2 separate regions of the Homo sapiens genome follow, and region 2 is linked to region 1. A link is a contact called in ENCODE POLR2A ChIA-PET data. All regions are on one chromosome and are shown on one strand. Each heading gives the region's core, a stretch centred on a gene start or an enhancer-like site at or near the end of the contact. The rest is flanking DNA. Distances are from core to core; before and after follow the strand shown. Region 1 holds the start of PTPN2 (protein tyrosine phosphatase non-receptor type 2). Region 2 overlaps SPIRE1 (spire type actin nucleation factor 1).

Evidence for each region. ChIA-PET counts read pairs that join two places held with the same protein, here RNA polymerase II (POLR2A).
Region 2: POLR2A ChIA-PET joins it to region 1 with 14 read pairs in HEK293. The contact joins the enhancer-like site here to the promoter of PTPN2 in region 1. POLR2A ChIA-PET finds 5 or more read pairs at or near these places in 6 of 52 experiments (BJ, Caco-2, HEK293 and 3 more).

What each region holds. Positions count from the first base shown.
Region 1 is chr18:12,880,284-12,886,405 of GRCh38, forward strand. PTPN2 (protein tyrosine phosphatase non-receptor type 2) reads right to left here and starts at 3,954. Exons shown (of 9, transcript NM_002828.4): 1 at 3,790-3,954. The coding sequence starts at 3,858. RefSeq lists an enhancer at 1-49 and silencers at 3,157-3,496, 3,877-4,166, 5,526-5,575.
Region 2 is chr18:12,625,614-12,631,735 of GRCh38, forward strand. All of the region lies in intron 2 of SPIRE1 (spire type actin nucleation factor 1), which reads right to left. Among named protein-coding and RNA genes, the nearest start is that of SPIRE1, 29 kb to the right of the region's middle. Within about 2 kb of position 3,843, at least 3 of the 41 ENCODE cell types and tissues checked have a DNase peak (open chromatin) inside an H3K27ac peak, as active enhancers do.

The DNA of each region.
Region 1 (6,122 bases), core at 2,704-5,203:
AGTGATAGGGGAAATCAAGCAAGAGACACAGGCCATGAGGTCTTGTGAGCCGGAGGAGGGGCTGAATTTACACTGTGAGCAACGGAAAGCCGTTCAAGGGTTTAAGTGAGAAGTCACACAATCTTGCTTCATTTTAGCTACCTCTCCCCACTTCTTCAAGTTGGGCTTCTAAAAAGAGCAGTGTACACTTGGTAGTTTGCATTTCCTCCTACCTTCTCTCCTGAACTCCAGGTATCTGTCTTGTGTAGTCCGCTGACACAACTCCCTTTAAGGTATCTGTTAATCTAGCTGCTCAATGTCATGGCCCTCTCAGGCTGGCCCTTACCTGTCAGGTGGCCCTGCTCACCCTCAACTCCCTCCACTGCTTTCCTCCCCACTTCTGTGGTTGTTCCTCACCAGTCTTTTTTGCAAGTTCCTCTTTCTCCACCCATCCTTTTAAATGTTGTCTGTCAAGATTCTGTCCTTGGCCTTTGATATTTCCAAACGCTCTGTATCTTCCCTAGATGATCTCATCAATGTCTAAGACCTCAAATATCACCCATGTGTTCATGATTTCCAAAATCACATTTACTCAGACCCTCTCTCCCGAACTCCAAATTTATACATTCAACTAGCTTCATTTCAGTGTCTCGCAGGTACCTCAAACAGAATTAAAGTTTCAAAACCAAACTTGTACATAACGTATACCCCTTTACCATTTCATTTCAAATCTGTATCTCCCCTCCATCCCTCCTGCCACTGCCTAACAGAAGCTCATCATGTCTCTTCAGGTTTACTCCAACCGACTACTGCCCTGTGCTGCGTGCCTACACTTTCCTCATCCAGTCTGCTAGCAGTCAGAACGATCTTGCTAACAAGTAAATATGATCAGCCCAGAGCAGTGGCTCATGCCTGTAATCCCAGCACTTTGAGAGGCCGAGGCAGGCGGATCACCTGAGGTCAGGAGTTCGAGACCAGCCTGGCCAACATGTCGAAACCCTGTCTCTACTAAAAGTACAAAAAAATCAACCGGGCATGGTGGTGTGTGCCTGTAATTTCAACTACGCAGGAGGCTGAGGTAAGTGAATCACTTGAACCCAGGAGGCAGAGGTTGCAGTGAGCTGACGTCGCACCACTGCACTCCAGCCTGGGCGACAGAGCGGGACTCTGTCAAAAAAAAAAGAAGCAAATATGATCATGGTATTTCCAGACTTACAATTCCACAATGAGTTCCTATTAAACAGCTCAAATTCCTTAGTCTGATCTAGGCTCTGCCTTACTCTCCAGCATCTCAACTTCACACCAGTCTCCAGGCTAAACTGTGGGTGGTTCTCTCAGCATTCCCTCAGTGCCTTTGTGCACTCCCTCCTTGCTGGAACAGTAATTCTCTTCACCTCCCTTGTCCTCTTCCCCTGGCCAATGTCTTTCAAGACTTAGGTGAGGTCCTCCCTCCCTCGAGAAGCTTCACCAGAACTCCCATGTGTACCCCTTTTTGGGAAATACAGGACTCCTAGGTAACTCAACTCCACAAGACCCTGTGCTTCAAGCTAGCTTTACATGTATCACTTTAACGTTTTCATCAGCTTACCTATTTACAGGGCTGCATCCTTAAAAACTGGGACTCCTGTCTTTTAACAAGAATCCTCAGTGTCTAACACTAGCACATAACAAGCATGTTATGAACGAATGAATGAAAATATGGAACTACAATGAGGCCCCAAAAGAATAAGCCCTAGAGTGAGCACCTCGAGGGTAGGAAACTTGCCAGGAGCATTCTCTGCTGAATCCCCAAGGCCAGGAGCAAAAGCTGCAACTCCACTGGGGGTCCGGGCATATTTGTGGAATGGCTGAATGGATGTTCTAAGGCCACAGGAGAACACATAGCTCAAACTTCCTGACTTGCTTTCCATTACTAACTTTCTTGGTTTGTGACCTACTTTTACTGTAACACCAGTGTGCATGCCATGGTTTCTACTGACCAAACTAATGGTCTTGTTTTCAACTAGGAAAAAATAATATGAGCATTGACCAACCAAGGAAACTACAGGATTCCTCGGTAAGAATCTATAGAAGGATTTCCTTATCTTTTTGAAAATGCATGTGAAATCTCCAGTGGATGCGAGTTAAGTTCATTTTTCTGGAAAGAGGAATCACAATTCTCATTGAATTTTCAAGGATATTAATGATACCAAAGAAAATTAAATTTCTTAAACCAAAATGTTAAGCTGAATTAAGTTATATTCACTTTTCTCTTTTCAAATCTATTTCGATATATAACCTATCCCTTAGAGAGACAGCAGCCTCTGCTAAAACAAATGTAACTGGAGAAGATGCAGCTGGCAGGCTCTCTCACATGAAGATTCCTACCAGAATTTGCGTTTCAGATTGTCTATAATTGGAAGAGTCCTTACCAGCATTCTTTAAAACTTAGATCCCTATTCTAACATACTCTGTATCATGGGAATCAGAATATTTATACTTCCCACTAATGTGTTCAAGAAGAAAACGTTACTTTCTGAACACATTTTTCACTGCCATCTAATTAAATGGAAAGGGGAAAAACCCAGGATCATCCATTTACAGGAAAGCCCGTCTTTTACTTTACACAGAGAGAACCAAACATCAGAAGCAGCATTAACTTAACCGTCACCAAATTCAATCTTGGGAATAATACGACAAGGATTAAACGAAGGGGAAAGCAGTTACATCATTTTAAAAGAGATAAAGTTTTGTTTGAATTAAAAGGTAGTCTAGTTGACATAAAAAAAGCGAATCACAGGTGTTTATACTACATATTGCATCTATGTGAGCTGAACAGGCACGATTAGGGCGATAGGCATCGGAACACCGTGCCCCCGGGGAGGGGATGAGGGCACTTTCTCAGGGCAAGGAAAGGCTATTTTGATTTGAGGGGGCTTGCAAGAGGGGATTCATTTGTGACACCCGTCTGGGAGCACACATGAAAGCTGCGTTTCACTGTAGGGAAAGTATACCTCAGTAAGGAAAACTATAAAGAGAATGACACGCTATCACTGGACGAACACAAGCAAAGCCTCTTTCGTTCCGGGAAGGTTCTATGGGGGCCGAACCCACGCTGGGCGCTGCTGGGCCACGGGGGAAAATGAAGACGGAGGGTCCCGAGAGCGCTGCCCTCGCCAGAGGCCACGAGCCACCCCCAACCACCGCGGCTCCGCCAGGAGAGCGAGCTTCGCCTCGCAGAGGGCTGCGGCGGCCGGCCCGGCGCCCAGAGCGGCCTGCTCCCACAGGTCCTGCGCGGGCGCCAGCTGGACCCGGACGCCGCGGCCCGGCTCGCCCGCCCCCGCCCTCACCGCTCCCGGGGACGCCAGCTGCCCACCCGGCCACAAAACACCCGGCCAGAGAAAGAGCTGTCCGCGAGCAAGAACCAAGCACAGCGGCGTGGGAGCTACGGCGAAGCTGCGGCCCGGGGGCGCGCGCCCGAGCGCCCCCACGGCTTTCCCAAGGACCCCCAGACCCGGGCCGCGCAACGCTGGTGGCGCATCCACGCGCTCCCCAAGAAGCCGCTGTGGCACCGCCCTCCAGAACTAACTGCGCTTGCGCTAACCATGAGCTGCTCAGCTCAAGTATGCTTTTTTTTTTTTTTTTTTTAAACCAAAAGGAGCAAGAGAGCGGTCAGCGCAGGCGCGCCCCTGACGCGGACCGCGCCGCCACTTCCGCCCCGAGCGAGAGGCTAGAGGCGAGAGGCGGGGGAGGCGGGAGGGACCCTGCGGACAGGGCACGAGTCCGGGTCTCGGAGGAGGTCGGCGACTGCCGCGTGGGTCCGCGACTCACCAAGTACAGCGGCTGCCAGCGACGCTGAGTATCCAACTCTTCGAACTCCCGCTCGATGGTGGTGGGCATGGCTGCGGGAGCGAGCTGGCGCGAGCAGAGCCTGCGCCGGCGGAGAGGCTCAGGCCCCGCACGATCCGGGGAGAGCGCTGGCGCTGCGGCGCATGCGCGCTGCGCGCCGCGCCCCGCCCCCACGCCAAGCCCTGTCGGCCGTGGGGAAAGTACCTGGAGCGTCGGACGTCAGCGCGCAGACTCGGCGCCCGAGCGCGGCGCGAAGTCGGCGGCGGGGCGGGGCGGGGCGCTCGGGGGGCGGGGCTCGGGGTGCCCAGGTGGGAGGGGGCGGGGCCAGGGGACCACCCGGCGGCCGTGGTCCCTGCGCGCGGCACGAGGTGAGCCGCCCCTTGGGCTTGCGTCTTCCGACAAGAGAGAGGCGGTGGTCCGTGGGTAGCGCGGGGTTACTGGAATGGGACTCCCTGAGGAAGTCCCCTGAGAAGTCGCCGGCACGCTCCGCCTTCCTTCTTGCTTCCCATTTCTCGTTTTCTTCTCAGCCTTCATAGTTTTTTAAAGTGCTGTATTTGAATATTATTTTAAACATCATCTAGGTCAGATTAGCGGCCTGTGACCAACTTGGAAACAAATTCCTCATTCTTTTCTGCCCTGGTGTCAGCTCCTGTAAGCCTGCAGATTTTATGCCAAATAAACCGCTGGAGCAAAAGGAAAGGCAGCCAGCCTCTCCCGGAATTTGGGAGAGGGATACCTTGTTAAGAAAACGTTCTACAACTTACGAATTAGATTTAACTGTAAAAAATAGCACGTCCTCTTTTACCAAACAAACGTACTAGTTAGGGAAATCATCTTGCTTCAGATTTAAGATAGTTCTTTTTTAGTGCTTGTAATATCCTGCTATATAATCTTCATAAGAAACGTGAAGGGTTAGGAAAGGTTTAGCCGTGCTGTCCAGTATTGGGATTTAAATTTTAAATATTAACTTAATTCCTCAGTGGCACCAGCCACATTTCAGGTGTGCCATAACCATGTATGGCTAGTGGCTGCTATGTGGCAAAGTACATATGTAGAACGTTTCTATCATCGAAGACAGTTCTTTTGGACAGAGCCGGCCGAGAGGATTACAATACTTGGGGCAGAAAAGTGTCCTTAATCACATAAAATAATGAAAACCCTAGCCAGAAAAAAAAAAAAAAAAGTTGGCTACGGAAGCTAGAAGAAATCGTATTAACAAAAAAGCAGTCAGCAAGCTTTCTACTTACATAGTATGATTTAGAGATACAGGAAAGCTTCCCCCGAAAGACCCCACAATGTCTAATGGTCCTTGGTTCTGAAATTCTGTCATTGAATCTGATTATTTTGATTAAAGGCATGGTATCTCCCAGAATATCCTGTGAATGTTCGCATTAGTCTGCTCATCAGATTGCTTTCCAACCAAAAAATACTGTGTTCTACAAAGGAGGAGCATCTTTATCTCAAAGCAGCAGTTCTTATCGCCAAGTATTCAGCATCTCTTTGGAATTCATTTGTCAGCCTCTCTGGTTCCGGGAGCTGTATTTGCCTATCTTAGTTTGCTGAGTGCAGCGAAGAATCTAGAACAGTGGTTCTCACACCAGCATCATTTGCATCCAGTGTGAGCTTCTTTGAAATGCAAATTTGAAGGCCTCACCCCAAACTACTGAATCAGAATCTCTGGTGTTGGGGCCCCAGGAGACTACTTAAGCAAGCTCTCCTGGGGATGCCTGTGCCCCCCCAGAGTTTGAGAATGATTGCTCCAGAAGAATACCTATACAGGGCTGCACTGAAGCCCGGGGGTAAAAAGAAAACAGAGGTTAACTTGCTTCGAGATATCCTGCTGACAAGATATGACTTGGTCTCTCCGACATATGTGACTCCCAACCCAACTAGTTCCTAGCTTGCTGTTTCTAAAGGACCCCAAATGTAGACTTTTGCCCCTTTTGAAGTCAAGATCAGAAGTTCTCAGGATTTTAAAATGTCAGGCTTCCCTATTGCCCCCAAATTGTTCAAAGTCCTTTGATAGTAGGCATACTTTTATGTGCATACTGTTTATATATTTGAGGAAATATATAATGAACAAAGTCTATTAATTTAAAAAATTACAAATTCATTTAAAAGAATTATGAAATTAAGTAGCAAAGTGTATTTTTAAATAATAGTACATATATGTATGAGATACTCATTTTACAGATAATGCTTGGTGGATTACATATTTGGATTCATAGCAATGTCTTCAACTTACTCCTTGGCCCCTTCAATCCCTGTTTGGGAACCACTGCTCTAGACCAAAGGAAATGAAGCATAGCGAGAGT
Region 2 (6,122 bases), core at 2,593-5,092, 250 kb before region 1:
AAACAGCCTCATTTATGCAGCTAAAGTTGTGCATGCATGCAAATATTTTCATGTGTGCATAACTACTACTTTCTTCTTTCAGGTTGGATTTTTTAGTTACTTTTGAAATTAAGGGCTACCCATTGTCAATTAAAAGAGGCAATACAGGGCGGGGCATGGTAGCTCATGCCTGTAATCCCAGCACTTTGGGAGGCCAAGGCGGGTGGATCACCTGAGGTCAGGAGTTCGAGATCAGCCTGGCCAACATGGTGAAACCCCGTCTCTACTAAAAATACAAAAATTAGCTGGGCGTGGTGGCGGCTGCCTGTAATCCCAGCTACTCAGGAGAATCACTTGAACCCAGGAGGCAGATGTTACAGTGAGCTGAGATCACACCACTGCACTCCAGCCTGGACAACAGAGAGAGACTCCATTCCCCACACCGCCCCGCCCCCCCCCAAAAAAAGGAAATACAAATCTAATTGTCACCTAAACGAGCCAGAAGGTAGAATCAATTATGGGTAGTGAGCTGATTTAGCTAAAGACAAAAAAAGACATTTTAAAATGTTATACTCCGTATAAAGCAGCAAACCCCATTTACAGCCTTTAGTAGTTTATTTTAGGATGCTCAGAAAACATTAAAAATTGATATAGCCCTGTTTGGGTCAAAAACTGTACATAACCAGATCGAGGTCCAAGAGACTATGATGTATTTCTTGGCTTCTCTCAAGATCTCTGGGTCCCCTAAAGCAGATTTGACTTTCCAGGAGGTTCAACTATATAGAACAATTCTTGAATCATTTTGAGTAATTTGGAATCAGACTACTTTACAAGTTCCTACAGTACAGACCCTGTCCTCATCTAAGAGGTTGAAGGTTCATGGACTGCGTTAACACTTTTGTCAAGGTTACATCTAACAGGACTATATCCGTTGGCTATAAAATGCCAAGAACTGAAGTAGCTGCAGTTAAGAGGCATATAAGGAGATACAAAGGCATCTCATTATTCCAAATAAGGCACTAAATTAACCATCAGCATTATGTAGATACCTTACATTGCAGATACAGGCTGAATAAAGAAAAGACAAATATATGAAAAGTAAAGAGATAAAGTGGTTCCGCAACTTTCTGGCTATGTCGGCTTGGGCAAATTACTTAACCTCTCTATATACTTAGCTCTCATCCCTAAAATGCAAATAATAGGATCTACTTCATACATTTGCTGTGATGATTAATTAATGTCTATAACAGTACTTGGAATATAGTAAGCTGTAAAATATATATATATATATATATTTTTTTTTTTTTTTTGCCCAGAGGATGATCATTTTTAATTTAAAAAGATTGTTAACAGGTCTGAACTCTTTTGTTATTTACATAAACAAAACAAAATTTTTTGACTGAGAGTAATTAATGCCTCTTAATTCAAACTAAATATTCTTTTGCTTCAGAGGTGGACAGAGAAACACTCTTCTAATTGTAAAATTTTTTTGTTATTATACTTTAAGTTCTAGGGTACATGCGCACAATGTGCAGGTTTATTACAGAGGTATACATGTGCCATGTTGGTTTGTTGCACCCATTTACATTAGGTATTTCTCCTAATGCTATCCCTCCTCCCTCCCCCACCCCACAACAGGCTCCAGTGTGTGATGTTCCCCACCCTGTGTCCAAGTGTTCTCATTGTTCAATTCCCACCTATGAGTGAGAACATGTGGTGTTTGGTTTTCCGTCCTTGCAATAGTTTGCTCAAAATGATGGTTTCCAGCTTCATCTATGTCCCTGCAAAGGACATGAACTCATCCTTTTTTATGGCTGCATAGTATTCCATGGTGTGTATGTGCCACGTTTTCTTAATCCAGTCTATCATCGATGGACATTTGGGTTGGTTCCAAGCCTGCTATTGTGAATAGTGCCACAGTAAACATATGTGTGCATGTGTCTTTATAGTAGCATGATTTATAATCCTTTAGGTATATACCCAGTAATGGGATCACTAGGTCAAATGGTATTTCTAGTTCTCGATCCTTGAATCGCCACACTGTCTTCCATAATGGTTGAACTAATTTACACTTCCAAAAACAGTGTAAAAGCGTTCCTATTTCTCCACATCATCTCCAGCATCTGTTGTTTCCTGAATTTTTAACAACTGCCATTCTAACTGGTATGAGATGGTATCTCATTGTGGTTTTGATTTGCATTTCTCTGATGACCAGTGATGATGAGCATTTTCTAATGTGTCTGTTGGCTGCATAAATGTCTTCTTTTGAGAAGTGTCTGTTCATATCCTTTGCCCACTTTTTGATGGGGTTGTTTTTTTCTTGTAAATTTGTTTGAGTTCTTTGTAGATTCTGGATATTAGCCCTTTGTCAGATGGGTAGATTGCAAAAATTTTCTCCCATTCTGTAGGTTTCCTGTTCACTCTGAGGGTAGCTTCTTCTGCCATGCAGAAGCTCTTTAGTTTAATTAGATCCCATTTGTCTATTCTGGCTTTTGTTGCCATTGCTTTTGGTGTTTTAGTCATGAAGTCCTTGACCATGCCTATGTCCTGAATAGTATTGCCTAGATTTTCTTCTAGGGTTTTTATAGCGTTAGGTCTAACATTTTAAGTCTTTAATCCATCTCGAATTAATTTTTGTATAAAGAAAGGGATCCAGTTTCAGCTTTCTACATATGGCTAGCCAGTTTTCCCAGTACCATGTATTAAATAGGGAATCCTTTCCCCATTTCTTGTTTTTGTCAGGTTTGTCAAAGATCAGATGGTTATAGATGTGTGGTGTTATTTCTGAGGCCTCTGTTCTGTTCCATTGGTCAATATATCTGTTTTGGTACCAGTACCATGCTGTTTTGGTTACTGTAGCCTTGTAGTATAGTTTGAAGTCAGGTAGTACAATGCCTCCAGTTTTGTTCTTTTTGCTTAGGATTGTCTTGGGAATGCGGGCTCTTTTTTGGTTCTATATGAACTTTAAAGTAGTTTTTTCCAATTCTGTGAAGAAAGTCATTGGTAGCTTGATGGGGATGGCATTGAATCTATAAATTATCTTGGGCAGTATGGCCATTTTCACGATATTGATTCTTCCTATCCATAAGCACGGAATGTTCTTCCATTTGTTTGTGTCTCTCTCTTATTTTGTTGAGCAGTGGTTTGTAGTTCTCCTTGAAGAGGTCCCTCATATCCCTTGTAAGTTGGATTCCTAGGTATTTTATTCTCTTTGTAGCAATATGAATGGGAGTTCACTCATGATTTGGCTCTCTGTCTGTTATTAGTGTACAGGAATGAGTAAGCTGTAAAATATTTCTTCAAGATGCATGTGGGAATGAAACACAGAATAGGTACTTATGCCCAGTATACATGAACTTTATTTCTGAGATGTGAACATGAGTCTTTTTAATAGTTTCCCTCACTAAAGCTTAAATGATTCTATGGTACAATTTTTACAAACCAGTTCTATCAAGATTAAAGTAATGATAAAAGTTCATTTAACTTTATATAATACTTTAACCTATTCCACTTAAAATACAGTTAATCCCCCAAGGGAACAGGATTGTTCTAGTTATTCATTTAACCTTCTTTCCTGCTGAAGGGAAAGGGCCTCTGAGTGCTACATAATTAGTGGTGATTAATAGGAGACAGGAATGTGATGAAATTTGGAAAGCTGGAAAAAAACCAATGTAAAAGCCTCAATTAAAATACATGGAAATTCAAATCAGTTCTGTTTTAGCATTTTCAAATATTTAGCAATTTTCTTCAAAAGTAAGATTATAATCCACAAAACTATTTAAACAATGGCAGTAGGAAAAATTTGTAAAATTGGAATAAAAGCTACCCTTAAATCTGGGTCTGAACTGCTTCCTTGACAGGCAAGCGCCTACGAGTACAGGTTAGTCATTCAAGAGTTTATAAATTAGTAGTCTGAGCTGTGAGCCACTACTAGGAAGGGAGAAATATGGGTCACACGCTGTTTAAATTACATGTCCTTTTCAAAACTGTAAGAACAACATACAGATCAGTGGCTAAGAGGGGCTGGGAGGAGGGGCAGGGCTAACTACAAAGTGGCATGGGGGACGTTAAAGGGGTGACAAAACTTGATTGTAGGGATAGTTAACAACAAAATATCCTTGTCAAAACTCAAAGAATTAAATAAAAAGGTAAATTTTACTGTATGTAAATTATACTTTCAAAAAGCAGAAAAAGTTATAGGGAAAAATTAAATTGCCTATTAAAGTAAAAAAATTTGCATGTCATTTAAAACAAATCATATGAAAGATTTCCATTAAGGAGTTCAAATGCTGGAAAATACTTAGTATAATCAAGTATATTAAAACATTTTCCAAACAGTAAGAAATAAGGTAAAATACTTGATTTTAAGAAACATTAGCTTGAGGTAAAAGATCACATAAAAGTTAATCAAATACCTATATGTGATTTCACTGCTTTCTCAGAACTCATAATTTTTAATTTTTAAGAATATGGTAAAAGTGCTAAAAAAGTTATAATTAAAACTACAAAATAATTCATAACATGATTTTTATGTACTACAAAAACTATTAAAATTAAAAAGTTGAACAATTGATGTTCTCTATTTCAATTCTATGACTTGATGAGGGTCCTAAAACCCCAGAGAGATAAAGAGATTTTGTTCTCCCTGGGAGTCTGTAAGCCTTGCTTAAGAAGGACTTCCTTCTTGCTCCCAGGAAACCTTACACTTCCCAACCAGGAATGACACATAATATGCTGCACGTATAAAGCTAGGCTTGATGCTGAATAAAATGTAAATAATTTTTATGGCAGGCACAGTGGCTCGTGCCTGTAATCCCAGCACTTTGGAGGCTGAGGCAGGCAGATGACCTGAGGTTCCGAGTTCGAGACCAGCCTCGCCAACACGGCAAAACTCCATCTCTACTAAAAATACAAAAATTAGCTGGGCGTGGTGGCACATGCCTGTAATCTCAGCTACTCAGGAGGCTGAGGCAGGAGAATCGCTTGAACCTGGGAGGCAGAGGTTGCAGTGAGCTGAGATCATGCCACTGCACTCCAGCCTGGGCAAGAGCAAGACTCTGTCTCAAAAAATAATAATAATTTTTGCAGCTATCCACCCTCAATGGAGAATCTGAGGCAGAGAAGCGAGAAGGAAAGGGAGGCCCCATGAGCTGAGCCTGGGCACAAGGGCCACCTAACAAGGCCTCTCTGAATTCAGAAAGGCTGAACAGGCTGCCCCAGAATGGCAGCCAGCCTCTTCCTTCAGGCAGCTTATACTAGCAAGAGTTGGGTGAGGGGTTTACAGAGGGAATGGCAGAAATAGAAAAACAATTTGTTTTGCTCAACAGAAAAATAATTTAAGAGCCAAGAGAGGCTCTAGTAGTCAGTCCCCTTTGTGACCCCGTATAACCTCAGTCTCAGAAATGAGCCTGCCTTCTTGCTGACAAAAAGAGCCTTAAACCCATATGGCAAGGATGCCTGGGCTTCCTGCTGCCTACCCCACAACTCTAGTTTCCTCCTACCTCCCTATTCTGTTTCTTAGGAAGAAGTACCTCTGCCATCTGTGCTCTCATACCACAGCTCTCAAACCTTTAAATTTTGGTTTTAGACTCTCTTTACACACTAAAAAATTAGAGCCCAAAGAGCTTTTTTTTAATGTGGGCTATAATCTATCAATATTTACTGTATTAGAAATTAAAACCAAGGAATGTTTAAAATATGTATTAATTCATTTAAGCCCATTAAATGTTAATAACATTTTATGGAGGAAAAAAAAACTACATTAAAAAAATGAGAACAGTGGAATTGTTTTACATTTTACAAAACCTTTTAATGTCAGGCTCAATGAAAGCCACAGAGGCTGGGCAAGGTGCCTCACATTTATAATCCCAACACTTTGGGAGGCCGAGGCATGAGGACTGCTTGAGCTCAGGAGTTGGAGACCAGCCTGGGCAACATAGCAAAACCCCATCTCTACAAAAAAAAAAAAAAAAAAAAAAAAAAACATAAAAATAAAAAAACAGGCCAGGCACAGTGGCTTACGCCTGTAATCCCAACACTTTGGGAGGGTGAGGCGGGAGGATCACGAGGTCAGGAGTTCACAACCAGCCTGGCAAAACCCTGTCTCTACTAAAAATACAAAAATTAGCCGGGCATCATGGCGC